Linked DNA regions of Homo sapiens: region 1 is linked to region 2. A link is an interaction called in ENCODE POLR2A ChIA-PET data of the cell type or tissue named here. Cell type or tissue: GM12878. All regions are shown on one strand. Links, peaks and the distances in the headings refer to the core of each region. The heading gives the core; the rest is flanking DNA.

Region 1 (15,835 bases), core at 7,046-12,045, 160 kb before region 2:
AACAGACAGGCCTAGGGTGCTGACTGTGTGCTAGGGACACAGCAGAGACGAGATGGAGGCAGCCCCACCACTACAGAGCTCGCGGTGACCGGGCAGTGACAGTGGGGCTGTCATGGGGGATGTACAGCCCAGGGGGGCTCCAAGGTGGAGGTGCCTTCCAGGTTGAGACCTGGAGGGAGAGGACAGTGTAGTCAGGTGGAGCATGGGGAAGGGTGTTCTGGGCAGAGGGAACGGCAGTGCTGCATGGATGCTAGAGCTCTGACTGTAGCTCAGTGTCCCTCCTGCGAGCCCAGCCATCACCCTGGGGTTCCCCCCTGAACATCCTTCAGGACTTCCACCCTCAGTGGCCACCCTGGCCTCGGCCTCTCCCCTCAGCTGGCTCTTTCTCTTAGGTCCCCATCTCAGCGGTGGTCCCACTGGGCCCCCATCCCTGAACTGGAGACCTGGACACTGGCTTCTGTCCAGCTTCTCCCCTCTCCATCACAGCCTGTCTGTCCCCACATCCTGCCTGCTCTACCTCCAGGCCCTCCCTCCCATCTGTCCCCTCCCAGTTCTGCCCCAATGCTAGTCCCCCACTCCCACCCCAGATCTCCTCCCTGGTCTCCCAGCCTCTCTCCTGTACCCCCCGATTGCCTGAGGGAGTCACACACAGTTTCACCTCCAGGCTGCCACCTCTGCTTAAAACATTCCCCCACATCTCTTCTCTTGGCTCCTTCTTCTAACTCTTCCTTCCGCTGTCTTTGCAGAGCCGCCTCCTCCAGGAAGCCTTCTATGATCCCTCTTGCCCTGTGCACCTCCCAGACAGCTCTATCACCCTATTTTTCAGCCTGTTTGATCCTGGCTCCATCTTCTTCCACAACAGCAAGGGTTTGCTTATTTTATTTTATTTATTTATTTATTGGAGACAGAGTCTCGCTCTGTCACCCAGGGTGGAGTGCAATGGCGCAACCTTGGCTCACTGCAACCTCCACCTCCCATGTTCAAGCAATTCTACTCAGCCTCCTGAGTAGCTGGGATTACAGGTGTGTGCCAGCACACCCTACTAATTTTTATATTTTCAGTAGAGATGGGGTTTCGCCATGTTGGCCAGGCTAGTCTCAAACTCCTGACCTCAAGTGATCCGCCTGCCTCCACCTCCCAAAGTGCTGGGATTACAGGTGTGAGCCACCGTGCCCAGCTAATTTTTGTATTTTTGTATTTATTTATTTTTGAGGCAGAGTCTTGCTCTGTCACCCAGGCTGGAGTGCAGTGGCGCGATCTCAGCTCACTGCAACCTCTGCCTCCCAGGTTCAAGAGATTCTCCTGCCTCAACCTCTCGAGTAGCTGGGACTACAGGCGCCCGCCACCACGCCTGGCTAATTTTTGTATTTTTGGTAGAGACAGCATTTCACTATGTTGGCCAGGCTGTTCTCAAACTCCTAACCTTGTGATCCGCCCGTCTCGGCCCCCCAAAGTGCTGGAATTATAGGCGTGAGCCCTGCTCCCGGCCCCAGACACCGTTTCCTTGGAGTGCCCCTCTCTGGCTCGAACCCGGGACCAGGGCCCTGCCAACAACAGGATTTTCTCTAATCGTGTCCTTTTTCATCAACAAAACCCTAATGGAAAACGCCTCCCTCTAATTCCTCAGGGAAGCAGTCATTTTTGTTTTTCTCTCATTACATAGATTGCAACAATTGAGGCACCTCCCATGTATGGTGCTGTGATTAATTCCACCTCCCGTGTTGGGGCTTCCGTGCCCCCCACGTCCCCCGTCCCCCATTGTGAGTGGATCCTGGGCAGCGGGGGTGGGAAGAACGCAATCAAGCTCAGGCGGTGGCGTTTCATTTCCTAACAATAGCAAGATTCCCCACCCAGGGACACAGGCACGTGTATCATCAAAGAAAATAAAAGCCTAGGGGTGGGATTGCAGGATCCTTTGGGGGCAAGTTTTGCACGAAATCTCTGAGACTTTGATTTCTGCCATCTCTTTATGCACCAAACCTTGGGCTTTTCATGCATTTTTTTTTTTTTTTAAGTCCGAGTCTTGCTCTTGTCGCCCAGGCTGGAGTGCAATGGCGTGATTTCGGCTTACTGCAACCTCTGCCTCCTGGGTTCAAGTGATTCTCCTGCCTCAGCCTCCCAAGTAGCTGGGATTATAGACGCCCACCCCCCTACCACGCCCAGCTAAGTTTTGTATTTTTAGTAGAGATGGGGTTTCACCATGTTGGCCAGGCTGGTCTCAAACTCCTGACCTCAGGTGATCTGCCCACCTCGGCCTCCCAAAGTGCTGGGATTACAGGCGTCAGCTGCTGCACCCGGCCTTTTTCTTTTTCTTTTTTTTTCTGAGATGGAGTCTCGCCCTGTTGTCCAGGCTGGAGTGCAGTGGCGCGATCTCGGCTCACTGCAACCTCTGCCTCTGGGGTTCAAGCTGTTCTCCTGCCTCAGCCTCCTGAGTAGCTGGGATTACAGGTGTGTGGCACCACGCCCGGCTAATTTTTTTGTAGTTTTAGTAGAGACGGGGTTGTACTATGTTGGCCAGGCTGGTCTCAAACTCCTGATCTCAAGAGATCAGCCCTCCTCGGCCTCCCAAAGTGCTGGTATTACAGGAGTGAGCTACTGTGCCTGGCCATCATCTATTTTTTTTTTTTTTAAATAGAGACAAGGTCTCACTCTGTTGCCTAGGCTGGAGTGCAGTAGCACGATCATGGCTCACTGCAGTCTTGACCTCCCAGGCTCAAGTGATCCTCCCACCTCAGCCTCCTGAGTAACTGGTACCACAGGCACACACCACAACACCTGCTGATTTTTTTTTTTTTTTTAAAGAAATAGCGTCTTGGCCGGACGTGGTGGCTCACGCCTGTAATCCCAGCACCAGCACTTTGGGAGTCCGAGGCAGGCAAATCACTTGAGGCCAGGCATTTGAGACCAGCCTGGCCAACATGGCAAAAACCTGTCTCTACTAAAAATACAAAAATTAGCCAGGCGTGGTGGCAGGTGCCTGTAAGCCCAGTTACTCAGGAGGCTGAGGCAGGAGAATCGCTGGAACCCAGGAGACAGAGGTTGCAGTGAGCCGAGATCACACCACTGCACTTCAGCCTGGGTGACAGAGGGAGACTCCATCTCAAAAAAGAAAAAGAAAAACAAGATTATTAGTATACAGAAAAGGCCGAGGACTCAGACAGAAGAGGGTCCCTCAGTCACCTGGGAATCCCTGTGGGATGACATTGGGTTGACGGCTTTTGAGCTCCATCTGGACCCTCTGACCAGCCTCTAGCCCTCTCCCCTCCTCCCTCGTCCTGGGAAGGGGCCCTAAACCAGGAGTTTGCTTCGGCAGCATTGGGTAAACTTGTGCAAACACCTTTCACTCTCTGAGCACCCCTGAATCCTCCATCCCTCCAAAGTGGGGACATAAAGGGCCGCTTCTTAGTGACAAGGCACAGAGACAGCAGGCATGTCCCTCAAGGTCACACAGCAAATCGGGGAGAGAGAGGGGAATGGGCCCCGTTGGTCTCTGCCTTCCTTCCCAAACTCTTCAGCTCGGGATGGTTGACAGCTGTCTCCCCTGGCCTGGACTTACCAGTGTCTGGCAGTCAAACTGTCAGGAAGACAGGCCAGATGAATTTGTTTTTCTGAATATCTCAATGCAGCGCCGGGAGCCAGGTCCACCCGCCCAGTGCCCGACTTCCCCGCCGCAAGCCTCCCCTCGCCCCCCACCAGCCTTTGTCAATATCTCAAAGTGGCAGGCGAAATCCCCTTCAATGGAAACCTCGGCGAATCTTTTCTTTTACCCTCAGTATTTGTTTATTTTCCTCCCTCCCTTCTCCTTCCTCCCGCATCTCAGAGAGGAAGCGATTAGATTAACGGGCAGAGGAGGACAAGAAAAGACGAACAAAGACGCCCGCCTTTTGGGCCCAGCCGCTCAGAATGGGGGATTTGCAGGCGAAGAATGTGGACGGGGGTGAAAGTGGAACGTGGAATTGAGTGGGTTGAATGGAGCGGCCGAGCAGAGGATTTTACCAGCTCAAGGGACAAAGGCGCCGGCCGCAGGGCCTCCTTGGCGAAGCCAAGCTGCCAACACCTGCTCCTTTTTCAGGAACCACAATAGGGACTTTAAACATCAGCTGCGGCCTCCAGGATCCTGACAGCGCCTGGCCCGTGGGGCTCAGCAGTCCAGGGGGTTGCAGGGACATAAAGGGCAGCAGAAGTCCCCCCCTCCGAGCCCAGGGCTGCGAGTGGGGGGCTCTGGCATCCACCAGCTTGGGTCTGAATCCCAGCTCTGCTATTCATTCATTCATTCATTCATTCATTCATTCATTCAGTGTTTCCTGAGCACCTGCTATGTGCCAGGCCTGATTCTAGGACCCCAAGGACCCAGCAGTGAATTAGCCAGAAACAAAATTCCTTGCCCCCGTGTGGCTGACCTTCAAACACACCGTGCGACCTTGGGGCTGTGGCTTTGCTGCTGTGGGCCTCGGTTTTCCACATCTGGAAATGGAATGATGTTCATGCACACCTCACGGGAAGTTAGGGTGGTCAAGCAGCCCCCAGAAAAGCCTGGGCCAGAGTGGGTGTCCCTAAGTGTTAGCTGACATTAGATGCTCTCCCCTTCGGCCTTTTTTCTTTTTGAGATGGAGGCTCACTCTGTGGCCCAGGCTGGAGTACAGTGGCATGATCTCAGCTCACTGCAACCTCCGCCTCCTGGGTTCAAGCGATTCTCCTGCCTCAGCCTCCCGAGTAGCTGGGACCACAGGCATGCACCACCACACCCAGCTAATTTTTTGTACTTTTTTCCTTTTGTAGAGATGTGGTTTCACCATGTTGCCTAGGCTGGTCGCAAACTCCTGGGCTCAAGCCATCCTCCCACCTCAGCCACCCAAAGTGTTGGGATTACAGGCGTGAGCCACCGCGCCCGGATGGCATGGCTGATATCTGGGGCTGTGTTACTCTCTGAGGTGGGGAGTGTCCTGTGCGTTTTAGGTTGTGCCACAGCATCGCTGGCCTCCACCCATTGGATACCAGCAGCACACCCCCGCTACGGAGAGGTGACAAGCACAAATACCCCCAGACATGGTCAAGTGTCCCTTGGGGGGCAGAATCACCCACAAGGAGAACCGCTGTGTTACATCACTCCCCGGCCCAAGGTTAGACTACAGGACAGACTTCCCACTGCAGCCCTCCCCCGCATCTTCTGCTGGAATCCTTTCCCTTGGCCTCCAGGGCCTTCTCTGTCGTCCAACTCCATGCCCAGCCACTGGCCCCTGAAAAACAGGGAGCCCAGCCCTGGAGCCCACCCCCATCCTCTCCCCGGCATTGGATTATCTGTTCCTGGGGTCGGACAGAATGCCTGCATCTATGTGATGTGGACATATTGGTGTCTTTGGGGGTTGGGGTGGGGAAGGGGTCAGGCTAAGGGGCTGTCCTGTCCCTTCCTCTGCTGGGGAAATCATGAGCTGAAGGCTGAGTCTCTGAGGGAGGCCTCTGTCCCTCCCCCTGGCTGGGGTGCAGGTCAGGACCTAGACTGGCAGAAGGGGGTGCTTCAGGGCAGAGAGATGGGCCATTTGAGGTCCCGATACCTTGAGATCCAGGGTGTTCCTAGTACCTCCCACCCCAATGCATGCATGCATTCATTCCTTCATTCATCAGTATTTTTATTTTTATTTATTTATTTTTTTTACTGGAGTCTCTGTTGCCCAGGCTGGAGTGCAGTGGCGCGATCTCAGCTCAGTGCAACCTCCGCCTCCTGGGCTCAAGTGATTCTCCTGTCTCAGCCTCCCGAGTAGCTGGGATTACAGGTGCATGCCACCAAGCCTGGCTAATTTTTGTGTTTTTAGTAGAGATGGGGTTTCGCTATATTGGCCAGGCTGGTCTTGAACTCCTGACCTCAAGTGATCTGCCCGCCTCGGCCTCCCAAAGTGCTGGGATTACAGGCGTGAGCCACCATGCCCGGACCCACATTCATCAATATTTACCTCCCTTTCCTGGTGCCCGAACCTGTGCTGGGCTCTGGAGAACCATCAGTGAGCACCACAGACCTGACCCCATCCACACATGGCTCACAGTCCAGGCAGGAGGCGGACCCAGGAAAGGGTGGTTCCGACCTGGGTGATTAGAGAAAAGAGGGGGTCTCTGGGCCAGCCTGGAGGTCAGAGGAGGTGACTGAGTCTGGAAGAATAAGAAGTGGTTCATTGGGTGAAGTCAAAGCACAGGGAGGCTGAGCAAACCTTAGAAGGAGCCTTCTTGGGGCTGGGTGCGATGGCTCACACCTGTAATCCCAGCACTTTGGGAGGCTGAGGCAGGAGGCTCACTTGAGCCCAGGAGTTCGAGACCAGCCTGGGCAACATAGTGAAACCCTGTCTATACAAAAAGGTACAAAAATGAGGCATGGTGGCACATGCACCTATGGTCCCAGCTACTCTGGAGGCTGAGGTGTGAGGATCACCTGAGCCCAGGAGGTCGAGGCTGCAGTGAGTCAAGATCTTGCCACTGCACTCCAGCATGGGTGACAGAACGAGACCCTGTCTCAAAAAAAAAAAAAAAAGGAGCTTTCTGGGGAGGACGGATGGGAGGCTAGAGGCCAGGGAGGAGCCAGGAACTGGAATCCGGGCAGGAGGGGGTCCTGGGGACAGGTGGGATAGGATCTGGGGAGGGGATGAGGGCGAGAAGAGACCAGGTCGACATCTGACTTTCTGGTTCAGGGACCAGGCAGACACGGGGAGTAACCCTGAGAGGTTTGGGAGTGACACTGAGGTCAACCTGCACCCTGCTGGCTCTGATGTCCTGACAGGGGTCCCTCTGGGCTGTGGTGCTGTGGTAAACAGCAGTGGGGGAACCCTGCAGACAGTTCGTCCTGAACACCCCGACAGCCGATTGACGGGTCTTTATTAGCTGGAGAGCTGCGTGGGTTTAAAATAGCATCGTGGCAACAACAAAAGCAATCTGCCTCCTGAATTTTCATTCTGAACGGGTGATCTGCTTTTAATCAAGCAAGGCATCCCAAAATGCTCCTAATTACCCCGAGTCAAGGGCTCGGCAGTCATTTCGATGTCAGCATTCAGGCTGGCGTGATTAGATTTTCACCAAACGAGGGAGCTCGGCCAGAGCTCGATGTCAGGGTGAAGCCAGTCCTGGAATGTCCGGGGTGCCCTGATTTGGAACTGGGGGATGGAGGCTGCAGGGCGGAGACAAACCTCAGGACAGGGGAGTCGATTTCAGACTTGATCGGTGGCTTTGAAAAACCCTCTGTCCCTTTGGGGGCCTCAGTTTCCCCATCTGTACAACGTGATGATGGTGATGATGAAATGAGATAGCAATTGAAAACGTTTTTTAAATTTTTTATGGTTTTTTTTTTTTTTTTTCTGAGACAGAATCTCACTCTGTCGCCCAGGCTGGAGTGCAGTGGCGCAATCTCGGCTCACTGCAAGCTCCGCCTCCCGGGTTCAAGCAATTCTCCTGCCTCAACCTCCCGAGTAGCTGGGATTACAGGCATGCGCCACCATGCCCGGCTAATTTTGTAGTTTTAGTAGAGACGGGGTTTCTCCATGTTGGTCAGGCTGGTCTCGAACTCCCAACCTCAGGTGATCCACCCACCTTGGCCTCCCAAAGTGCTGGGATTACAGGCGTGAGTCACCGTGCCTGACCCAAAGGTGCATCTTATATTTGACGGCATCTCAGAGCCCGTGGAATACAGTGACAAGTAGGTATGTGGCAGGGTGTGTTAGAAGGTGAGAAATGCTATGGAAGGAAAAAAGAAAAGATGATGCTTTCAGGCTGGGCGCAGTGGCTCACGCCTGTAATCCCAACACTTTGGGAGGCGGAGGCAGGCAGATCACCTGAGGTCAGGAGTTTGAGACAAGCCTGGCCAACACGGTGAAACCTCATCTCTGTGAAAATACAAAAATTAGCTGGGTGTGGTGGTGCACACCTGTGATCCCAGCTACTTGGGAGGCTGAGGCAGGAGAATTGCTTGAACCGGGGAAGCAGAGGTTGCAGTGAGCCGAGGTGGCACCACTGCACTCCAGCCTGACGTGCAGGGCAAGACTGTGTCTAAAAAAAAAAAACAACAACAAAAAAAAAAAACAGAAGCTAAGGGGCAGTTCTGGGTGTCTGGGATATAAAATCCCCCCACGATGGCAAGTACACAGCGGCTCGTGCCTATAATCCCAGCACTTTGGGAAGCTGAGTGGAAGGATGACTTCAGGTCAGGAGTTTGAAACCAGCCTGGGCAACGTAAAGGTGTGTCTTTTTTTTTTTTCCCGGCAGAACACATCTCTGCAAAAAATTTAAACATTAGCCAGGTAGGCCGGGCGTGGTGGCTCATGCCTGTAATCCCAGCACTTTGGGAGGCGGAGGCAGGCAGATCACCTGAGGTCAGGAGTTTGAGATAAGCCTGGCCAACACGGTGAAACCTCATCTCCGTGAAAATACAAAAATTAGCTGGGTGTGGTGGTGCACACCTGTGATCCCAGCTACTCGGGAGGCTGAAGCTGGAGAATGGTGTGAACCCGGGAGGCAGAACTTGCAGTGAGCCGAGATTGCGCCACTGCACTCCAGCCTGGGCGACAGAGCAAGACTCCATCTCAAAAATAAATAAATACATAAATAAATATAATCCCAGCACTTTGGGAGGCTGAGGTGGGCGGATCACGAGGTCAGGAGATCGAGACCATCCTGGCTAACACGGTGAAACCCTGTCTCTATTAAAAATATAAAATACAAAAAATTAGCTGGTGTGGTGGCGGGCGCCTGTAGTCCCAGCTACTTGGGAGGCTGAGGCAGGAGAATGGCGTGAACCCAGGAGGTGGAGCTTGCAGTGAGTCGAGATTGCGCCACTGCACTCCAGCCTGGGCGACAGAGTGAGACTCTGTCTAAAAAAAAAAAAAAAAAAAAAAAAAAGAAAATTAGCCAGGTATGGTGGTGCACATCTGCAGTCCCAGCGACCCAGGAAGCTGAGGCAGGAGGATCACTTGAGATTGGGAGTTCGAGGCTTCAGTGAGCTATGATCGTGCCGTTGTACTACTCCAGCCTGGGTGACAGAGCAAGACCTTGTCTCTTAAAAAAAAAAAAAAGAGAGAGAGAAATCTTCCCCCATGTAATAATGGTGAGATCATAGAAGGAACTGGAAGCATGGGGATGGTGGCTCTATGAGGCTACTCTGGGGAGCTACTAGGTCTCCTTGAAAGATTTAAATCCCAACAGGTGAGTTTGAGAAGCTTTAGGGCTTGAGGTTTGTGGTTTCTCTTGTGGTCTCAAGTCCCGTTGGTGGAGATGATAAACCATGTGGCTGCAGACCCTTGGAACGTCGTATCATGGCCAGGAGGAAGGTGGATTGTGGGCAAAGGCAGACTCTGCAATCAGACAGGTCTGGCAGGAAATTCCAGCTATACCTATTCCCTGCTATGTGACCTTGAGTGAATTATGTCCCTCCCTGAGCCTAGTTTCCTGGCTGGTAGAATGGAGACCATATCAGCTCTTGGGGCCGGGCATGGTGGCACACGCCTGTAATCCCAGCACTTTGGGAGGCCAAGGCAGGTGGATCACCTAAGGTCGGGAGTTCGAGACCAGCGTGACCAATATGGTGAAACCCCGTTCGTACTAAAAATAAGAAAAATTAGCCAGGCGTGGTGGTGCACACTTGTAATCCCAGCTGCTCGGGAGGCTGAGGCAGGAAAATCGCTTTAACCCAGGAGGCAGAGGTTGTAGTGAGCTGAGATCGCGCCACTGCACTCCAGCCTGGGCAACAGAGTAAGATTCCGTCTCAAAAAAAAATCAGCTCTTACCCCATAGCATGAGTGTGCAAATTCAATGTAAGCATGTAAACTCTCAAAAGAAGCGCTGTGCAGAGCACCTGGACCACAGCAAGGACTTGATAAATGTTACCAGTTAGGGTCTGGAGTCTTCCTTTTTGCCTAGGATCTATGCCACTGTCTGCCACCTTTTTCTGTGGTATCAAAAGCCTCCATTCCTGTTGTATCTGTTAGGATAGGCTTGGTTTTGCTGCAGTAATCAAACAGCCCCTATGCCTCAGAGGCTAAGAACATCCAAAGTTTATTTCTCACTCACATTGTATATGCAATTGTGACCTTTTGGGCCAGGGACTTGAAGATTATCACTTCCCTCCAGGACCCTGGCTGATGGAGCAGTCACTGCCTGGAACTTGTTGATTTCTGTGGCAGAAGAAAACAGGGTTCTGGAGGGTATTTCATTAGCAGCTAATTGTTGTATTTTGAGTAGAGACAGGGTTTCACCATGTTGTCTAGAACCCATCCTACATTCCCACTCAATCCAACCCATTGCAGAAGCCAGGAAGTTCAATCCCAAACTGTGCTCATGTAATAGCCGTAGCTATGACATCCACCAAATCTCTTTGACATACAACCCTAAGCACTTCTTTTTTTCTTTTCCAGAGACAGGGTCTTACTCTGTTCCCCCAGGCTGGAGTGCAGTGGTGTGATCATAGCTCACTGCAGCCTCGAACTCCCGGCCTCAAGTGATCCTCCCGCTTCAGCCTCCCAAGTAGTTAGGACCAGAGGTGCACACCTCCATGCCCAGCTAATTTTTAAAAATTTTGTATAGGCCAGGCACGGTGGCTCACGCCTGTAATCCCAGCACTTTGGGAGGCCAAGGAAGGCAGATCACGAGGTCAGGAGTTCGAGACCAGCCTGATCAACATGGTGAAACCCCGTCTCTACTCAAAATACAAAAATTAGCCAGGCGTGGTAGTACGTGTCTGTAATCCCAGCTACTCAGGAGGCTGAGGCAGGAGAATCACTTGAACCCGGGAGGTGGAGGTTGCAATGAGCTGAGATTGTGCAGCTGTACTCCAGACTGGGCGACAGAACGAGACTCTGTCTCAAAAAAAAAATTTGTGTGTGTGTGTGTGTGTGTAGAGACAGGGTCTTGCTACATTGCCCAGGCTGGAGTGCAGTGGTGCCATCATAGCTCACTGCAGCCTCATCTCCCAGGCTCAAATGATCCTCCTGCCTTGGCCTTCCAAGTACCTGGGACTACAGCCATGTGCCACCACACTTGGCTAATTTTTTATCTTCTTGTAGAGACAAGGTCTCACTGTGTTTCCCAGGTTGGTCTCAAACTCCTGGCCTCAAGCAGTCCTCTCACCTTGGCCCCTCAAAGTGCTAGGACTGCAAGTGTGAGCCACTGTGCCTGACCAGCATTTATTTCTCCTTCTCACATCTGCAGATCAGCTGGGCTCAGTTCTACCCTGTGAATTGGGTCAGGCCGGGTCCATGTGTTTTTTTATCTTCCTTGGCTTAGTGGCTTTTCAAGGCATTTTTGACCCAGGGCTAAAGGTTGGAGCAGGAGAGGTCATGTAGAAACATGCAGTGACTCTGAAGACCTAAGTGCAGAATTGGCACACTGTCACATTCCCTCACATTGCCTTGACCAAAGCAAGTCACGTAGCTGGGATGGCCTCAGTGGGTCAGGGAAGGGCATTTCTCCCGTAAACTTTGGGAAGAGGTTGAATGAAATTTGCTGAAGAATAATCTAGTCTTCTATGTTTCAGAAGGTAAAGATCAAGAAATATTTGACAAGACCACTATTAATTACCATGCAGACACCATATACATAAATGTCAGGTTGTAAAGTGAAAAGTCCAGGGGTATATGGACTTCAGGAATGGCTGGATCCAGAAGCCCCCTTTTCTTAGTGTCTCTGCTCTGTCTTCAGGCCCTTACAAGACGGCTGTAGGTTTGAGTCCAGCAGGGAGAGCCTGCATTTTGATACTTCCTTTTCAGGTGTCAAATCTCTCAGATAGCATGCAACGAAGAAACAGCAACCTCTATCGCTTGATTGACACATACAATGAGCAAATTATAGGCTTCTTTCTCACTGTTCCCTTGCACTCTCCGTCACACTGAGCAGCTCATCTTCTGCAGAACAGGCTCTTGTTTCCACAGGTTCCCCCCTCCCCGCGTTTGCTCACACAGTACCTCCCCACCATGTTCCCCAAGGGGGATCAGATTATACAAACTAAGTATCACAGGCTCCCAGGGGGCCAGGCTGGAGTTCTTTGTATGGATTCCTGATCCTGCAGCCCCTTCTCAGATCCTCCCACAAGTGCATTTGCTTGGACCCAAGTCCGCCAGGCTGGAATGCGAGCCTCTTGGCTGAGGTCAGAATATGAGGGCGGCAGGCAGCATGGAGTTTGTTTAATTGATTTGCGCTTAACTGGCTGCCTTCCCGGATGGGCCCTGGAGGAGGGGGCAAGGTGGATTCTGGAGCTTGCTTTGGGCACTTTGCTGACTGGCGCACCTCCCCGGGTCCAAGGATGCTGGGATTCTGCTAAGGCTCAGTGCAGAGCCCAGCCCTCTGGAGGGATCCTAGGCTAGGGAGAGAAAGAGCTAGACTCAGGCACTCCCAGCCTTAAGCACCAAGGGCTGGGCAAGAAGGCATGACACAGCAGTGAGAGCACCTTATGGGGAGTCCAACAGACCTGTGTTCAAATCCCCGCTTGATCACTTATCCACTATAACCTTAGCTGAGCCACTTCAGCTTGTATGCCTCAGTTTCCCCATCTGTATAAATGAAGGAAGACACAGCATCTAACTCATGGGGCTGTTGCAAAGAGTGAACACATGACAGCAGGGGCTGGCAAGCTTTTTCTGTAAGGGGCCAGAAAGTCAAAAGTTTTGGCCAGAAAGTCAACTCTGCCAGTCGTGTAAAAGCAGTCATAGATGATAGCTGAGCAAATGAGCATGGTTGCATGCCAGTAAAACTTTATTTGTTGATGCTGACATTGGAATTTCATATTTTCATGTGTCCCAAAAGACAAGTTTTTATTTTATTTTATTTTATGTTTACTATTTTCTTTTTTTTAGAGACGGGGTCTCGCTCTGTCACCCAGGCTGGAGCGCAGTGGTGCCATCATAGCTCACTGTAGCCTCGAACTCCTGGGCTCAAGGGATCCTCTCCCCTCAGCTTCCTGAGTAGCTGGGACCACAGGCTCACACCACTACACCCAGGTAATTTTTAAATTTTTGGTGGAAATGGGGTTTTGCTATGTTGCTCAGGCTGGTGTCTAACTCCTGGCCTCAAGCAATCCTCCCGCCTCACCTCCCTAAACACTGACATGACTACAGGCATGAGCCACTGTGTTCAGCACCACAATATTATTTTATTTTTTCAACTATTAAAAAAGTTGTCCGGGCGCAGTGGCTCACGCCTGTAATCCCAGCACTTCGGGAGGCCGAGGTGGATGGATCACGAGGTCAGGAGATCGAGACCATCCTGGCTGACGCAGTGAAACCCCGTCTCTACTAAAAATACAAAAAATTAGTCGGGCATGGTGGCAGGTGCCTGTGGTCCCAGCTACTCAGGAGGCTGAGTCAGGAGAGTGGTGTGAACCCAGGAGGCGGAGCTGGCAGCGAGCTGAGATTGCACCACTGCACTCCAGCCTGGGTGACACAGTGAGACTCCGTCTCAAAAAAAAAAATTAAAAACAGGTGTTGGACTGTATTTGTCCCTGGCTGACTTCTGAAGTACAGCATTTACAAGAGCACTTAGCACATAGAAAGTGATCAACAAATACTGCTGCTATTATTATTATTCTTGTTTTTGATCCCGAGTCACAAAGGAGGCCTCAGAGCCAGGATGTGAGATCTAATGAGGACCTCAAACATCCATTTTACGAATGAGGCTGCTCCGCTTCTTAGCCCTGTGGCCTGGAGAAAGTGGTTTCACCTCTCTGAGCCTCAGTCTTCCCATCTGTACAATGGGTACAACATCACCTCCCTAAGAGGCAAAGTAATGACCCATTCCTCCACCCTCTTGTATTATCACTCTGCTCTCCTGGTGTGAACATACATCTCTGCTTCATGCTTCTGGGCCTTTGTTCTTGCTGGTCTCTCCAGCAAGAACCCACTCCCCCTTCTCACCCATTGGCTCTGTCTCAAACTTGGGGATCAGCACAGAAAGTGCCTCCTCCAGGATACCTTTCCCAACCCCACATTGGATCAGGAACCTTTTCCAACCTCCCTTATCACAGCAAATGTCAGACTAGGCTGGGAGTATCTGTGCTAGACATAGAAAAATCCAGGGCTGGTACTTTTCTGGGTACAAGGCTGGGCAAAAGTGGGGCACCACAGATATAGATGGAATTTAATGTCTTTCTTTTTCCCTTCCTCCCAATTCCCAATCTCTCTTACTCTCAGCTCCTCCTTCCCCCCTCCTTTTCTTCCTTCCCTGTCTCCCAGAAACCCCTTGGGGCCCAGAGCCATTGAAAACTCTTGCTCTCTTTATCTCCTGTGGCAGACAGATCCTAAAGTGGCTCCCATGATTCCTGCCTTCTGGTGTTCACATCCTGTGCATAATTCCCTACTCTTGAGTGTGGGCATGACCTGTGACTTGTTTCTCATCAACAGTATATAGCACAGGTGACAGAATGTTGCTTCCATGATTATATTACCTTACATAAGACTCTATCTGGCTAGCAATCTCACTACTCTTTTTCTCTCTTACTGGCACATGGTCACATTGTGAACAGCCCAGGGTGGGGACCACATTGCAAGGAACTGTGGGCAGCCTCTTGAAGCTGAGAGCAGAATTCAGCCAATGGCAAGAAGCCAGGCACCTCAATCCTGCAGCCACAAGGAAATGAATCCTGCTAGCAACCCGAGAAGGCTTAGAAATGGATCCTTCCCCAGTCGAGCCTCTGATGAGACCATAGTCCTGGTTGACACCAAAACTGTAACCTTGTAAGAAACCCTAATGCAGGGGCCCCAGCTAAGCCATGCTCAGATTCCCAATCCATGGGAACTGTGAGATAATAAATGTGTTGCTTGAAGCTGCTAGGTTTGTGGGTACTTTGTTACACAGCAATAGCTAATGGATACACCTCCATTTAAACATTTCCTTCAAGGCTCTTCTACAGCACAGGTGCAATCCAAGGAGTCCCAGATCTCCCACCCGATCTCCCTGGGCACCACCTTCATGAGGCCCATGGCCATGGGGTGAGGTGTGGCTGCCTTGGGTCTCTTGTAAGCAGGGCTGTGCAGCAACAGCCAGAAAGGGGTGGCTAAGGACATGGTGGCTCTTGTCCCCAAGCCTGTTGGATCCAGACCACCTGCCCTTGGGCAGAAGAAAGCAGCAGGACCATGGGACCTCATCCTAGGCAGGGGCTTTTCCATGGTCGCCCTGGCTCTTGGGATGTGTCTGCCCTGGACAATTGGTTCTAGTGTGGGACACTTATAACTGTCATTGACTCATGAGATGCCTGCCATTCGTTGGCCCAGACAGAGAATTCAATCACACTGAAGAAAGAAAAAAATTCATTCTCTTCTATTCTCTTTCCATTCTGCAGAGCCACTCTGTCCAATATGGCAGTCACTAGCCATGGGTGGCTGTTTACATTAAATTAATTAAAATCAAACAAAATTTGATAGAAAGCAGAGTCTCAAAGAGATACTTGTACACTCACATTCATAGCAGCATGATTCACGATAGGCAAAAGCCAAAAACAACACAAGTGTTTCATCAGACGAATGGATGAGCAAAATGTGATCTATGCATAAAATGGAATATTACTCAGCCTTAAAAAGGAAGGAAATTCTGATACAGGCGATGACATTGATGAACCTTGAGGACATCACACTCAGTGAGAGAAGCCAGACACAAAAGAACAAATCTTGTGTGACTCCACTCCTAGGAGATCCCTAGAGTCATCAGATTCACAGAGACAGAACGTAGGATGGGGAGTGCCAGGGGCTGGGGAGGGGGGTGGGGAGTGAGTGTTTCATGGAGATGGAGTTTCAATTTGGGAAGATGAGAAAGTTTTGGAAATAGTGATGGAGTTTCTCCATGTTGGCCAGGCTGGTCTCGAACTCTTGACCTCAGGTGATCT
Region 2 (15,835 bases), core at 6,150-11,149:
CAGAGCAAGGCCTTCTCTTTTTTTTTTTTTTTTTTTTTTAAAAAAAGAAGCCCTGACTTATGCTGAAGACCCAAGACAGCGAGAGAAATCAGGCAGATGGTGCCTTTGTCCCTGAGCGTCCACCCAACACGCTCCCTGACGTCTCGCGGGGCCAGAACGCTTAGATTGCTAATGGGTTCCCTCTGCACATCTGTCCTGGTTCCACTGCCCCATTGATTATTGGAAGTGGGTAATTGCCCCTGTCGGATGAATTCTAGAGAGTGTGAACTGCCGGGGTTTCCGGCAACAGTGCTGGCTTCAACTCCCAGATATCAGCAGGGTGCAGAGAGGCTGCCAGGTCCCAGGACTTTTTCTCTTGGCCCCATCTGGCCCTGGGAGCCCAGACTCCGGCCCTGCTGGGGAAGGGCATTAGGGGTCTGAACGCCCCAGGTTCGGATCCTGACAAAGACCCTCCCTGGCTGTGTGAGATGACCTCATTATTTCCTTCCCCTGAGCCTCAGTTTTCTCATCTGTGAAATGGGGACGAGTCTTGCCTGCTGCATCACTGGGAATTCAGTGGTGTCACATTGATAACGGGGCCAGGAGCCCAAGGTGCACAGGAGGAGCTGGATGAGTCTACCCTCTCTCCCCACAGCTTCGTGAACCGTTAGGGGTGATGAGGTTGGAACCTCAAACCCACATTCTCCAAACAGCTGCAACAGAGGAGAACTAACCCAAGCGGGCGGAAAGTCCCCCGTGGTGGGGGCCGCTAATGCTCCGCCACCAGTACCAGTGTGCCTGGCCCTGTGTTTTCTCATTTCCTCCTCAGAACTGCCCTGAGAGGTGGCAGGTGTCCCCTTGTCTTGCGGATGGGGAAACTGAGGCACAAAGGAAGGGTGAGAACTGGGAATGACAAGCCCTTTCTCAGGTTTACAGAGGCGTTGTTTCTGGACAGGATGTCGTTTCTACACTCCTGGAGGCTGCACCCAGGCCCAGCTTCACGGGGGCCCTGCAGTCACTCGGGGGCCCACGATCAGAAGGGGCTGCATTTAGATGGATGCTCTGTTGATGCCGTCTGGAAATTCTTAATAATTTTTTTTTTTTTTTTTTTTGAGACAGAGTCTTGCTCTGTCACCCAGGCTGGAGTGCAATGGCGTGATCTCGGCTCACGGCAACTTCCACCTCCTGGGGTCAAGAGATTCTGCCTCAGCCTTCCAGGTAGCTGGGATTATAGGCATGTGCCACCATGCTCGGCGGCTAGTTTTTGTATTTTTGGTAGAGACAGAGTTTCAGCATGTTGGCCAGACTGGTGTTGAACTCCTGAGATCAGGTGATCCACACACCTCGGCCTCTCAAAGTGCTGGGATCCCAGGCGTGAGCCACCATGCCCGACCTGGAAATTCTTAATTTTTTTTTTTTTTTAGGAGATGGAGTGTTGCTCTGTTGCCCAGGCTGGAGTGCAGTGGCATGATCTCAGCTCACTGCCAGCTCCACCTCCCGGGTTCACGCCATTCTCCTGCCTCAGCTTCCCCAATAGCTGGGACTACAGGCGCCCACTATTACACCCGGCTAATTTTTTGTATTTTTAGTAGAGACAGAGTTTCACTGTGTTAGCCAGGATGGTCTTGATCTCCTGACCTCGTGATCTGCCCGCCTCAGCCTCCCAAAGTGCTAGGATTCCAGGCGTGAGCCACTGTGCCCGGCCTTAATAATTTTTAAACAAGGAAAACCCCACGGTTTCATTTTGCACTGGGGGCTGCAATTCTGTAGCTGGATTGTTAGCTACGATGTAGCCAGAGGCCACTTCCCACAGTGGCTGGGAGCAAAGATGTTATCGGCCAGGATGTGTTTTTGCCCCTTACGAGCTGTGTGACTTCGGGGAAGTCACTTTCCCTCTCTGGATGGCACCCTCAGACTCCTCTCTGTGGGCCGCTGGCCTCATCTCTCCTCCTCTTCCCCTCCCCTTTGTCCGTTCCACTCCATGTAGACCTATCCTTCTCCTGTTTCCACCTCCAGGCCTTTGTCCTTGCTCTGCCGGGAGCTCTGTTTCTGGCCAGGCCACCCCTACCCCGCCATTGCCTCCCGCACCCCGTTTTGTTTTCCCTCACGATATCGCTCTGTCTGCAACCCCTTTAGGACCTAAGCTCCGCCACACCTCACCCGCCCCTCCAGATCAGCCCGTCTGGCTCCTGGGAGCTACCGCCTGGCCTGCGTGTACCAGCATTGCCACGTCTAATGACCTTGATCAGGCAGGTAATGATGGGGAAAGCCCTGCCTCGGCAGCTCACAGCAAGAGCCCCCTGGTCCTGCTCTGAGAGTACTCGGAGTGGGTGATGTTGCAGGGAGAGGCAGCCACAGTGACCTCAACCTCCTGAGTAGCTGGGATTACTGGCACGCACCACCATGGCTGGCTGTATTTTTAGTAGAGACTGGGTTTCACCATGTTGGCCAGGCTGGTCTTGAACTCCTGTCCTCAGGTGATCCACCTGTCTCAGCCTCCCAAAGTGCTGGGATTAAAGCTCAGCTCACTCTGCCCTTGGGCAGGGAGGCCAGGAGACTGGGTTCCCAGCGGAAATGCTGTGTGCTCTCAGCTACTTGCTCACCCTCTCTGAGCTGATGAATATCCGTAGTGTCTGGCAAGAAGTGGTAAGGGCCGGGCGCGGTGGTTCACGCCTATAATCCCAACACTTTGGGAGGCTGAGGCAGGTGGATCACCTGAGGTCAGGAGTTCGAGACCAGCCTGAGCAACATGGTGAAACCCCTTTTCTACTAAAAATACAGCCAGCTGTGGTGGTGCACGCCTGTAATCCCAGCGCTTTGGGAGGCCGAGACTGGTGGATCACCTGAGGTCAGGAGTTTGAGACCAACCTGGCCAACATGGTGAAACCCAGTCTCTACTAAAAATACAGCTGGCCGTGGTGGTGTGTGCCAGTAATCCCAGCTACTCAGGAGGTTAAGTCAGGAGAATCGCTTGAACCCGGGAGGCAGAGGTTGCAGTGAGCCAAGATTGTGCCATTGCACTCCAGCCTGGGCAATAGAGTGAGACTCTGTCTCAAAACAAAAACAAAAAAAAACAAAAGAAGTGGTAAGGAATGGCTTTGAGGGTGATGTCTCTGAGTAATTGGCTTCAAGCCAGGGGTCTGAGGACCAGTGTCAGGAGGTCAGGGAACTCTAAAACAGTCTGTGAGATTTCTTGTCTCCTGAGGAGAAGGTGAGAGGCCCAAAGGGTCTGGGGACCCCCAGAAAGTGTACAGTGGTTGGGCCAGATGATTTTAAGAGTCAACCAGTACCCGGGCATGGTGACTCATGGCTGTAATCCCAATACTTTGGGAGGCTGAGATGGGAGGATTGCTTGAGGCTAGGAGATCGAGTCCAACCTGGGCAACATAGGAAGACCCCATCTCTATAAAAAGTAAAAAAATTAGCCGGGTGTGGTGGTGTGCACCTGTAATCCCAGCTACTCAGGAGGCTGAGGTGGGAGGATTGCTTGAGCCCAGGAGTTTGAGGCTGCAGTGAGCTATGATCATGCCCCATTGCACTCTGGGTAACAGAGCGAGACCCTGTCTCTAAAAACAAAAAGAACTGAGCCAGGCCTGATGGATGTTGGGCACCCTGTGTGTCTGGCCAGACAGGTGGAGAAGTTACTGAGGAGCTCACCAGGAATGGGCCAGGGGATCTTTGGGGGATCGGGTTTAGCATTTGAATGGTGCAAGTTTGAATCATGTCTGAGCTGCTTGTTCAGTGTGACCCTGGGGCAGTGGTTTCACCCTCCAGGGCCTCAGTTTTCTCGTCTGCAAAATGGGGGTGAGGCTGTCTCTTGGGTAGAAGGGTCTTGGTATTGGAAGGATCTATGCTAAACACGCTTGGAGTAAGCCCCAAACTGGCTAAGATATCATAAAATACAGCTTGATGATCAGTGCCCTCTGGAAGCAAGGTCGCAGGACCTGCATATGGGGCTTGGGGGCGCTGGGGAGTCGCTGTGTCCGGGGTATTGAGTTGCGCTTGGAGTGTGCCCACTGCAGTGCGGAGAGCAGATTGGCGGGCACCTACGGCAAGCCCTGCGCAGACCGAGTCGCAGGGCAGGCTGCCACGCTGGCAGGAGCTGGGCTGGGAGTGCGAGCGGGGCTACCCTTGGACCACCTCAGCCTCAGTGGGGAAACTGAGTCACGTCAATGTGGACAGAACCCTCAGCAGGTGTGGAGGGTCAGTTGTGACTCTCTAGGTCTGTGCCGAGGTCACTCTGCAGGGTCTTTGGACTCTATATCTGGTGTTTTGCTGCCCCATCGCCTAAGGACTAGCTAGCTTGCTTGCTTCATTCCTTCTTTCCTTCCTTCCTTCCTTTTTCTTTCTTTCTCTCTTGTTCTTTCTTTACTTCTATCCTCCCTCCCTCCCTCCCTCCTTCCTTCCTTCTCTTCCCTTCTTTCTCCTTCCTTCTCCCTCATTTTCTCTTTCTCTTCTCTTCCTTTCTTTTCTTCGTTTCTTTTTTTTTTCTTTCTTTTTCTTTTGACAGCATCTCACTCTGTCACCCAGGCTGGAGTGCAGTGGCACGATCATAGCTCACTGCAGCCCCAAGCTCCTGGGCTCAGGCGATCCTCCCGCCTCAGCCTCGCAAAGCGCTGGGATTACAGGCACGAGCCACCGTGCCCAGCCAGTACTTGACACGTTTTGTTTAAACCCATTCTCTTTTAAAACGTAAAAGAGAAAACTTTGTCTTGCTCTTGTGAACGGAAACCTGGTATGTCCTTGAAGGTACAACCTTAAAAATAAATGTGGTGAGAGCAAAACAAGGGCATTAAATTCTTGCTGCTTTTGCCTCTGTCTGTTCCAGGCTGAAAGCTGAAGCCTGAGCACCCCTGAGGTGTTTAAGACATCCTAGCACCCACCTGAGGCTTTTAGCCTTAAGCCCAGCACAGAATGACCCCCTTGCTGGTTGAGTCAGTATTTTGTTTTGTTTTCTTGAGATGGAGTCTCACTCTGTCGCCCAGGCTGGAGTGCAATGGCCCGATCTCGGCTCACTGCAACCCCCACCTCCCGGGTTCAAGCGATTCTCCTGCCTCAGCCTCCCGAGATGCTGGGATTACAGGCGTGTGTCACCACATACGGCTAATTTTTGTATTTTTGGTAGTGACAGCGTTTCACCATGTTGGCCAGGCTGGTTTCGAACTCCTGACCTCAAGTGATCTGCCTGCCCCAGCCTCCCCAGGTGCTGGGATTACAGGCATGAGCCACCATGCCTGTCCCAGTGTTATTGAATGTGACTACAACTGTTTGGGGCATCTCCTGGACTTTCTGGGAGGCTGAGCCCCTTCTGCCTTCGGCCTGAATTTCTTGAACTGAGCGTTGCTTCCCCATGGCCTGGGGAGAAGGTGATTTCTTCCTGAATTCAATTAATGAGCCTATTAAAAACTATTTATTTTCCCTGACAGTTGTTTACTGAGGAGAAGGAGATGAATTGGCCGGTGTCCTCGGCAGGCAGGAAGGAGGCTGAATGGGGGTGCTTGGTGGCTCAGCCCCAGTGCTTGGGGAGCACAGATTGCCGGTGGGGGCCTGTCCTTGGGGACGCCTTGGGCAGAGCCTGTGCTTGGGTCGTGGCCACTGCTTCTGACCTTGGAGTCTTTTGGGAGGTGGATGTTGGAATGAGTGAAACCGTCGTGGTGTGGAGGCAGGGGGCCGGCCCCGATGACGTCTCTCTTCTCTTTCCAGGTTAAAATGTCTCAGATGCGCTGGTTTGAGACCCAAGACCTGGCCCCATGGCCCACATGAGATATTGTGGCGGGATCTCCCAATATCCCATCATATCCCCCGACTCCGTAGCAGTTGAACTTTACAATTTTTATCTGGGCACATGGCCACCTGGGGGAAAGAAAACATTTCTCAGTGCACCTTGCAGCTGTCTGTGCCATATGATTCAATGCTGACCCATGGCGTAAATAAGCAGGATTTTCTGGAAATGCCTTTCAAGAGAAGTGGCACATGCTCCTCTCTACCTGTCAGCTGGAATATGGAGATGATGGCAGGTGCTCAGGCAGCCATTTTGGACCATGAGGCAGGTGTCATAGATAAGAATGGGGGATCAAAGAGGTGGAAGGGGCCTGGGCCCCAGTGATTGTCGGGGAGGGGAAAATAACCCTGAATGGCCAACCTGGCAGCTTCCCTTAGGTGAAAAGAGAAATCATTCCTTATTTGTGCTTTTTCTGGCATTTGCAATTCAACTGGATCCAAACGGTGGCAGAACATGAACCTTGGGACACCTTCTGGGGATGTGGCTCTCCTGGGGATGTGGCTCTTCTTGCCCCTGTGCTCCAGAGACCCCAGACTCGAAGTTTTGCAAACAGTGTGAGGATGGGGATGATGGTGAACGACCAAGCATGATGGGTGCTGACACGGATCCCACCTCTAGCTGAGTGCCTCGTGGTCCTGTTGAATCTGCACAGCCCTGTGAGAAGCCTGCAACCACTGCCCCACTTTCGCAGATAAGGAAACCGAGGCTCAGAGAGGGGATGTGACTTGTGCAGGGTCACACAGCAAGTAGAGTTGAGTTAGGATTGGGCTGACCCCACGCTTTGTGGCAGGGCTGCATCCTGACACACCTGGGGGCCTCCCCCCTTTAACCCATGGGTCACTACCTCCTTCTCCTCTCCTCCTCCATTGCAACCATCAGATCTGGCCCTGGTCTGATCAGCTGCCGCCAGCCTGGGACAGGCCAATAGGGACATGAGAGTGAAAACTGTGTCCCCTTCCATACACAAAATGCTCCCAGGCACAGGGGTCACTGTCTTCTCCTGGGTCCTGCCAGGGGAAGCGGGTTTCAGGTTCAGAGTACAGAGCCTAAGACCCTAAAAATAATACAAGCCAATGTATGCTGAGCACTTGCTGTGTGCCGGACTGTGCGCTGAGTACTGTACACAGGCCAGCTTGCTTTCCCTTTTTTTCTTTCTTTTTTTTTTTTTTTTTTTTTTTTTGAGGCAGGGTTTCGCTCTGTCTCCCAGGCTGGAGTGCAGTGGCATAATCTTGGCTCACCACAGCCTCTGTCTCAGGTTCAAGCGATTCTCCTGCCTCAGCCTCCCGAGTAGCTGGAATGACAGGCACGTGCCACCATGCTGGCTGATTTTTGTATTTTTTGTAGAGATGGGGTTTCACCATGTTGGCCAGGCTGGTTTTGAACTTCTGAGCTTAAGCATTCCACCCACCTTGGCCTCCCAAAGTGCTGGTATTACAGGCATGAGCCACTGCACGTGGCCTTCATTTTTTCATTTTTGTTCTATCCTCTGCCTCCACCTGGTCCAGCTCCCATCATCACCTGGACCAACACGGTCACCTCTGCTCTGGTGTGACCCCAGCCCTCATTCCCACAGTCTGTCTTCCCACAATGACATCTTTCAGTTCTTGAGTCAGGTCCCATCCCTCCTCTGCCTATAGCCCTCTATGGCTCTCACCTCTTGGGGGAAAACCCCAAGTCCTCCCTGTAGCCCACCAGGCCTTGCACAACCTGCTCCATCCCTTCCCTGCCGTCCCCTCCTTCCTCTCTCCCCGTCCTCACTCTGTTCCAGCCACACGGGCCTCCTCGCTGTTCCTCCAATACACCAGGCATGGTCCCGCCCCAGGGCCTTTGCACAGTCTGTGCCCTCTGCCTGGAATGCTTTTCCCCAAACAGCAACCTCCCTGACTTCCTTCACGTCTCAGGTCACTTTTAAATGAGGCCTCCCCGATCACCCTATTTAAACTTGCAGCCTGCCCCACCACCTAGTTTCCTGTCTTCCCCCTTCTGCTCTCTTTGACTCAAAGCCCTTGCCACCATTTCTCTGTTGAATGCTTTTTTGTTTGTTTTTTTGAGACGGAGTTTCACTCTGTCACCCAGGCGGGAGTGCAGTGGTGTGATCTTGGTTCATGCAACCTCTGCCTCCCGGATTGAAGCAATTCTCCTGCCTCAGCCTCCTGAGTAGCTGGGATTACAGGCATGTGCCACCATGCCCAGCTAATTTTTCTGTATTTTTAGTAGAAATGGGGTTTTGCCATGTTGGTCAGGCTGGTCTCAAACTCCTGACCTCAAATGATCTGCCCTCCTCGGCCTCCCAAAGTGCCAGGATTAGAGGCGTGAGCCACCTCTCCCAGCCTCGAATGCTTCATACTCATTATCTGCTTCTCTCCTCCTCTACCATGTCCATGGCAGCATCTGCACACAGTAGGGCTCCAGGCATACATTTTGCCTAAGCAGCTCTTCCCAGGGGAAGAAATGAGGCTCTGAAATGCATGAGGTCTGTTTTTTCTTTTTCTTCTTCTTCTTCTTCTTTTTTTTTTTTTTTTTTTTTGAGACGGAGTTTTGCTCTTGTTGCCCAGGCTTGAGTGCAATGGTACGATCTTGGCTCACTGCAACCTCCACCTCCCGGGTTCAAGCGATTCTCCTGCCTCAGCCTCTCGAATAGCTGGGATTATAGGCGTGCGCCACCATGCCCGGCTAATTTTGTATTTTTAGTAGAGGCAGGGTTTCACCATGTTGGTCAGGCTGGTCTCGAACTCCCTGCCTCAGGTGATCCGCCCGCCTCAGCCTCCTAAAGTGCTGGGATGACAGGCATGAGCACCGCGCCCGGCCGCCTGAGGTCTTTCTGCGGGCTGGAGGCAGTGCTTGCGGGGAGCAGGTGGCTTCCACGTTCTTGCTTTTAACCACCCCCAACCCGGGAGTCGGCCAGTCGGGGCGGGCTCGAGTCGGTCCCCGCGGCTGCTTCTTCCTCCCACCCCCGCATTCTCACCTCAGCCTCCAGAAATAGCCCCTTTAAAATAGCCACGTCCTCGAGTTCCGGGGCCTCTGCCTGCCCACGGACGTGGTGCTGCGCTGACGGGCCAGCCTCCTGAGTGCTGTGGGGTTTTTAAAAATATAGCTGGTGTTAGGTGATATTACCTCCCTTTTAAGCCTGAAAAAGCCCAGCCACCAACAGGGCTGTGTGTCACTGTGGATACTCCAGCAAGGCACGGCCGCGAGGGTGTCTGCTGTGCAGAGCTGGGGAGGGCTTCCGCTAAAGGCTCACGCCAGCTCAGGCGGGGACCGTGGGGCCTGCAGTTCCCTGTCAGGTCAGGAAACCTCAGATTTGAGGCTCAGTGCTGCCTCTTGCCGGCTGTGTGACCTCTGGCAACTGTTGAAACCTCTCTGAGCCTCAGTTTACCCAAATGGAAATGGGGACAATTTCAGGGTTTGGATAAATGGTTAAATTTCTCTGAGCCTCAGTTTATTTGTGAAATGGGGACATCTCAGGGTTTGGGCAAATAGCTGAACTCAGCCTCAGCTTACCTATGTGGAAATGAAGACAGTTTTGGGGCTTGGATAAATGGTTCTATTTCTCCAAGCCTCGGTTTACCTGTTTGTAAAATGAGGACATCTCAGGGCTTGGGCAAATAGCTGAACTTCCCAGCCTCAGTTTACCCATCTGGAAATGGAGACAATTTTGGCGCTTGGATAAATGGTTCTTTCTCTGAGCCTCAGTTTACCTGTTTGTAAAATGGGGACATCTCAGGGCTTGGGCAAATAGCTGAACTTCTCAGTCTCAGTTTACCTGTCTGGAAATGAGACATCTGAGGCTTCTCCACTCTGGGCCTGGCACACAGTGGGTACTCACGAGGCACGAGCCAAACTCCTTACAGCACTGAGGCCTCTACAAAATGACCCTGTAGTCGATCTGGGTCAGGGTTTAGTGAATTTAGCATTAGCTCTGAGCCTGCCACTTCTAGGCGGTAGATCCTTCAGGAAATCGCTTCCCCCTTGAGGGACTCAGTTTTCCTCATCCCTAAAATGGGCCCATGTCACTGGGTCGGGAGACATCAGGGAGATGAAGCATAGCTGCCCTTTTCCCCAGGTCGGAATGCTCCGTAGACGTGACTCACATTTCCCTGTTACCTTGATTTATTCTTTTTATTTTTCTTTGTTGAGACAGGGTCTTGCTCTGTTGCCCAGGCTGGAGTACAGTGGCATGATCATAGCTCACTGCAGCCTCAACCTCCCAGGCTCAGTTGACCCTCCTGCCTCAGCCCCCTGAGCAGCTGGGACTATAGGTGCACACCACCATGCCTGGCTAATTTTTTTGTTGTTGTTTAATTTTTTGTAGAGACAAGGTCTTGTTATGTTGTCCAGGCTGGTCTCGAACTCCTGGGCTGAAGTGGTCCTCCTGCCTCAGCCTCCCACAGTGCTGGGATTACAGGCATGAGCCAGCACCGGGCCCTTGTTTTATTCTTCTCATTCGTTGAGACTGTGTTGATTAGTGGCCAAAACCAGATTCTAGGGCCAGATGGCTCTGTCCCTTAGTAGCAATGACTCCACCTCTCTGGGCCTCAGTTTCCTCATCTGGAAAATGAGGATAATGATAACCTCAACCATCCAGGCTCCCTTGGGAGGATCTAGTGAGTTCATAGGGTGAAGCCCTCAAATCAGGGCTGGGCTCAGCATGAGGACAGTGTGACGATTGTAAAGAAATCCAGGCCGGACGTGGTGGCTCACGCCTGTAATCCCAGCACTTTGGGAGGCTGAGGTGAGCAGATCGCCTGAGGTCAGGAGTTCAAGACCAGCCTGATCAACATGGCGAAACCCCATCTTTACTAAAAAGATACAAAAATGAGAGCCCAGCATGGTGGCGTGCACCTGTAATCCCAGCTACTTGGGAGGCTGAGGCAGGAGAATCGTTTGAGGCAGAGTTTGCAGTGAGCCAAGATCACACCACTGCACTCCAGCCTGGGGGACAGAGCGAACTCCGTCTCAATTAAAAAAGAAAAAATCCATTTATTTGCTAGATGTTTATCAGGCTTGTCCCTACACTGGCCACTTCCCGGGAGCCGGATAAGCCAAGTGGATGGTGCTTGTGTCAGCCTGTGTGTTTGGCTTCAAGGTCCGTGTACCCCCTCTCCCACTGGGGCAGGGATTAAACCTGCCGGAGGGACCTGTCCAGCCAAGGCCACGGGCACTGGCTGCCGCCCCTGCTTCCTGCTGTGTCACAACAGGTGTTGAGCCGCCGGATGGCAGAGGGCAGGGGCCTGGCTTGCCAACAGGGACAGGAAGGCCCCGGCTGGAGTAGGCGTGGAGGCTTCCGCCGTCAGCCTCCGGGGTCTCAGCGGCTGCTTTGGCCGCAGCCACTGCCTCCGATTTTGCGCTTTCCATCATCTGGGGGGATTTCTCAGATGCCTCCTGTCCACCAGGCTCTGTGCCGGGACCCTGAAGCAATAAAGGGGATGGCTTTGTGGATCAGGGAGAGAGATGATAGGCAAAATACGATATATAGCACGTCAGGGGTGATCAGAGAAAGCAGTAAAGGAACAAAGGGGACTCGGGAGGGAGGCATGAGGGTTGTCATTTTTAATGGGGCTGTAGGGACGGCTTCATTGAGGAGGTGATGTTTGAGCAAAGCCCTGATGGAGGTGAGGAGGAACCAAGCAGATAACGTGGGGGAAGAGCATTCCAGGCAGACGGCACAGCGTGTGCCAAGGCCCCGGGGCAGGACCACGCCTGGCGTGTTGGAGGAACAGCGAGGAGGCCTGTGTGGCTGGAGCCCAGTGAGTGATGGGGAGGGGAGAGGAGGCAATAGGTCATGTAGGGTCTTGTGGGCTGCAGGGAGAACCCTGGGCTTTGAGCCCTAGAGAGGTGGGAGCTATGGAGGGCTGTGGGCAGAGGAGGGACAGGACCTGACTCAGATACTCATGGTTGATGCCAGGGATGGACCAGGTGAAGGCAAAGGTGGGTGGTGGGGAGAAGAAGCAAGTGGATTTGGGATAGCTTTTTAAAAAAAAAAAAAAAAAAAAGACAAGGTCTGGCTCTGTCGTCCAGGCTGGACTGCAGTGGTGCAGTGCAATCTTAGCTCACTGCAACCTCCACCTCCTGGGCTCAAGTGATCCTTCTACCTCAGCCTCCCAAGTAGCTGGAACTACAGGCGCACACCACCACGCATGGCTAATTTTTTAATTTTTAGTAGTGATGGGTTTTGCCATGTTGGTCAGGCTGGTCTCGAGCTCCTGACCTCGGGTGATCTGCCCACCTTGGCTTCCCAAAGTGCTGGGATCCCAGATGTGAGCCACTGCGCCCGGCCTTGGGATGGCTTTTGAAGGTAGAGTATCCCTCCTTTTTTTCTTTCCATGTCTGGGGTTAGTGGCCAGGCTGAGCTGATGCTTTCTCTTCGATCCTTCCATTAGAAGTTTCCAGAACTCAGAATTTCAGGGACAAATATGGAGGGGAGGGCAGGCCAGGCCCTTGCCCTCCAGGGACTCACTGTCTGTTAAATGGAGAATACAAACAGATCAAGAGATTGCAGTGTGGGCCTCTCACTTAGCAATTCAAGGGGAATAGGGTGCTAGACACCCTGACAGCCTAGGCCAGGAAAAACTTTTTTAAAAATAACATCAGCTGGGCCCAATGGCTCATGCCTGTAATCCCAGCACTTTGGGAGGTTGAGACGGGAGGATCACTTGAGCCCAGGAGTTTGAGGCTGCAGTGAGCTGTGATCTCACCATTGTACTCCAGTCTGGGTGACAGAGCGAGACCCTGTCTTTCAAAATAAAAACAAATAATAACAACCACCACCAAGATAATATCTGCAGTCTATCAGCTGCTTCTCAGGTGGTGTGAACAGCTCTGTGTGCCTTTCGATTCAGTCTTCACAGCAGCCATGTGAGGGGAGGAAGAGACTTTTATACCCATTTTACAGATGAGGAAACTGAGGCCTAGAGAGTCGAGTCACCTGCCCAGGGTCACACAGCATGGCCAGACTGCCTTGCTGTTGGACCTAGCTGGGGTGCAGCCTGTTCTGTCCTGTCCTCATTCCGTCTCGCAGCATTTCACGGTCATCATTCCATCATTTCTTCTTCTTCTTTTTTTTTTTTTTGAGACAGTCTCACCTTGTTGCCCAGGCTGGAATGCAGTGGCACAATCTTGCTCACTGCAACCTCCGCCTCCTGGGTTCAAGCGATTTTCCTGCCTCAGCCTCTAGAGTAGCTGGGACTACAGGCAAGCGCCACCACACTTGGCTAATTTTCATTTTTTTTTTTTTTGGAGACGGAGTCTCGCTCTGTTGCCTAGGCTGGAGTGCAGTGGCGTGATCTCGGCTCACTGCAACCTCCACCTCCTAGGTTCACGTCACTCTCCTGCCTCAGCCTCCTGAGTAGCTGGGACTACAGGCACCTGCCACCATGCCCAGCTAATTTTTTGTATTTTTAGTAGAGACGGGGTTTCACCGTGTGAAGCAGGATGGTCTCGATCTCCTGACCTCATGGTCCGCCCGCCTCGGCATCCCAACGTGCTGGGATTGCAGGCGTGAGCCACTGCGCCTGGCCTAATTTTCATATTTTTAATGGAGACGGGGTTTCACCATGTTGGCCAGGGTGGTCCCGAACTCCTGAGTGCAGGTGATCCACCTGTCTCAGCCTCAGTGCTGGGATTACAGGCATGAACCACTGCACCTGGCCCCTTACTAATTTCTAGGTGGGCCACACACCCCACCCTCTTACTTTAAAGATCTATGTGAGTTTGGGTTCTCTTATTTGAGATGTTTGCTTGGGCCCTGCCCTGCCCTGTCCTATTTTAGGAAAATTTGTGCTGTCAGTAGCCACCTGGACCAGTGGAAAATCTAGGATTCTGTTAGTCCTGGATTCAAATCCTGCCGTCACCTCTTTCCTAGCTGTGTGATTTTGCGGCCATTGCCCAACCTCTCTGATTGCTCATTTCCTGTGCAATGTTTTGTGTTTTTTGTTTTTGAGACAGTCTTGCTCTGTCTCCCAGTCTGGGGTGCAGTGGCACAATCTCGACTCACTGCAACCTCCACCTCCCAGGTTCAAGTGATTCTCCTGCCTCAGCCTCCCGAGTAGTTGGGATTACAGGCGCGTGCCACCACGCCTGGCTAATTTTTGTATTTTTACTAGAGATGGGGTTTCCCCATGTTGGCCGGGCTGGTCTCGAACTCTTGACCTCAAGTAATCCACCCACCTCTCCCTCCCAAAGTGCCGAGATTATAGGCATGAGCCACTGCGCCTGGCCAGGCTCAGCTATTTATTTGTTTACCCAAGTAATATTTTCTCAGTGCCTGCTATGCATGAGGCATTGTTTTGGGTAGAGTGGTTCTTCCTAATGTCCCGCCATGGCCACTCCAGCCCTCAAAGTGTGAGTTGACAAACCCTGATGTTTGGGCCATGGGAGGGTGAGCAGGAGCCCCAGCTATAGTTGGTATCCTTCGTGGATCCCTCAGAACAGACGTCTCAGCGTGGCTAGGAGGAAAATCCCGGGGCAGTGGGGCAGCCGCCCGTGGGAGAAGCCAGGTCCCCGGTGCCTGGGAGTGCAAGCAACAGTGCTATGTGTGCAGAACCCCAAATCACAGCCGGGTGCCAGAACCCCAAATCACAGCCGGGTGTGGTGGCTCATGCCTGTAATCCCAGCACTTTGGGAGACTGAGGCAGGTGGATCACCTGAGCTCAGGAGTTCGAGACCAGCCTGGCCAACCTGGTGAAACCCCGCCTCCATTAAAAATACGAAAATTAGGCCAGGCGCGGTGGCTCATGCCTGTAATCCCAGCACTTTGGGAGGCCAAGGCGGGTGGATCAGTTGAGGTCAGGAGTTGGAGACCGGCCTGGCCAACATGGTGAAAACTCTTCTCTACTAAAAATAAAAAAATTAGCCGGGCGTGGTGGCGTGAGTCTGTGGTCCCAACTACTTGGAAGGCTCAGGCAGGAGAATTGCTTGAACCCGGGAGGCCGAGGTTGCGGTGAGCCAAGATCACAGCACCACACTCCAGCCTCGGTGACAGAGCGAGACTCCGTCTCAAAAGAAAAAAGAAAGAAAGAAAAAAAAACCCAATCAGCAAATCTGGGGCAAGAGGCATTCAGGAGAGCTGGACTCGGGACACAGGACTTTTCAGGAAACATGAACCATTTATTTGACTTACATTTTCCATTTACGTATGTAGTTCAGGAAAGAAAAGTGTTCAAAACCTGTGTCCAAAAGAGTATTAAAAAGCCCTTTCTCACAGTGGCTAATCTGTAATCCCAGCACTTTGGGAGGCCGAGGCTGGAGGATTGCTTGGGGCCAGGAGTTCCACATCAGGTGGGGTAGTATAGCAAGACCCTGTCTCTACAGAAAATTTTAAAAATTAGCCAGGTGTGATGGTGTGTGCCTGTGGCCCCAGCTACTGAGGAGGCTGAGGTGGGAGGGATCGCTTGAGGCCAGGAGCTCTAGACTAGGCAGGATAAGATAGGACCACCCCCCACCCCGGCCCCAGATCTGTGCAAATTTTTTAAAAAATTAACTAGGTGTAATGGCGTACAGCTGTGGTCCCAGCTACGCAGGAGGCTGAGGTGGGAGGATCGCTTGGGGCCAGGAGTTCCAGATCAGGCAGGGCAGCATAGCAAGACCCCATCTCTGCAAAAAGTTAAAAAAAAAATTAGCTAGGTGTGATGGCGTGTGCCTGTGTTCCGAGCTCCTCAGAAGGCTGAAATGGGAGGATTGCTTGGGTCCAGGAGTTCCAGATCAGGTGGGGCAACATAGCAAGACGCCATCTCTGCAAAAAACTAGCCAGGTGTGATGGCATTTGCCTATTGTCCCAGCTACTCAGGAGGCTGAGGTGGGAGGATCGCTTGGGGCCTGGAGTTCCAGATCAGGCAGGGCAACATAGCAAGACCCCATCTCTGAAAAAAATTTTAAAAATTAGCCAAGTATGATGGTGTACACCTGTGGCCACAGCTACTCGGGAGGCTGAGGCAAGAGAATTGCTTGAGGCCAGGAGGTCAAGGCTGTGGTGAGCCATGATTGTGTCACTGCATTCCAGCCTGGGTGATGGAGTGAGACTCTGTCTCAAAAAAAAAAAAAAAAAAAAAAAAAAAAAACCCTTTTCAAATAAAAATT

What was found. ChIA-PET counts read pairs that join two places held together with the same protein. Peaks named below come from ENCODE experiments on the same cell type or tissue, not always from the same donor. Only the 100,000 strongest peaks of a DNase experiment are listed, where the experiment ranks them.
Region 1: POLR2A ChIA-PET joins it to region 2 with 6 read pairs; 2 of 35 experiments call an interaction of 5 or more read pairs at or near these places.

Annotation. Positions count from the first base shown.
Region 1 is chr19:5,480,922-5,496,756 of GRCh38, reverse strand. LOC124904622 (a long non-coding RNA gene) reads left to right here and starts at 9,114. Exons shown (of 2, transcript XR_007067106.1): 1 at 9,114-9,174; 2 at 14,480-14,779. In GM12878, for the core only: no CTCF peak of the experiment used is centred there; no DNase peak of the experiment used is centred there.
Region 2 is chr19:5,315,333-5,331,167 of GRCh38, reverse strand. The region is part of intron 1 of PTPRS (protein tyrosine phosphatase receptor type S); the gene reads left to right. Among named protein-coding and RNA genes, the nearest start is that of PTPRS, 18 kb to the left of the region's middle. RefSeq lists enhancers at 725-804, 905-1,014, 8,684-8,953, 10,477-10,976, 10,977-11,478. In GM12878, for the core only: a CTCF peak has its summit at 9,088; a DNase peak (open chromatin) is centred at 8,857; H3K4me3 peaks cover 552 bases; H3K27ac peaks cover 939 bases.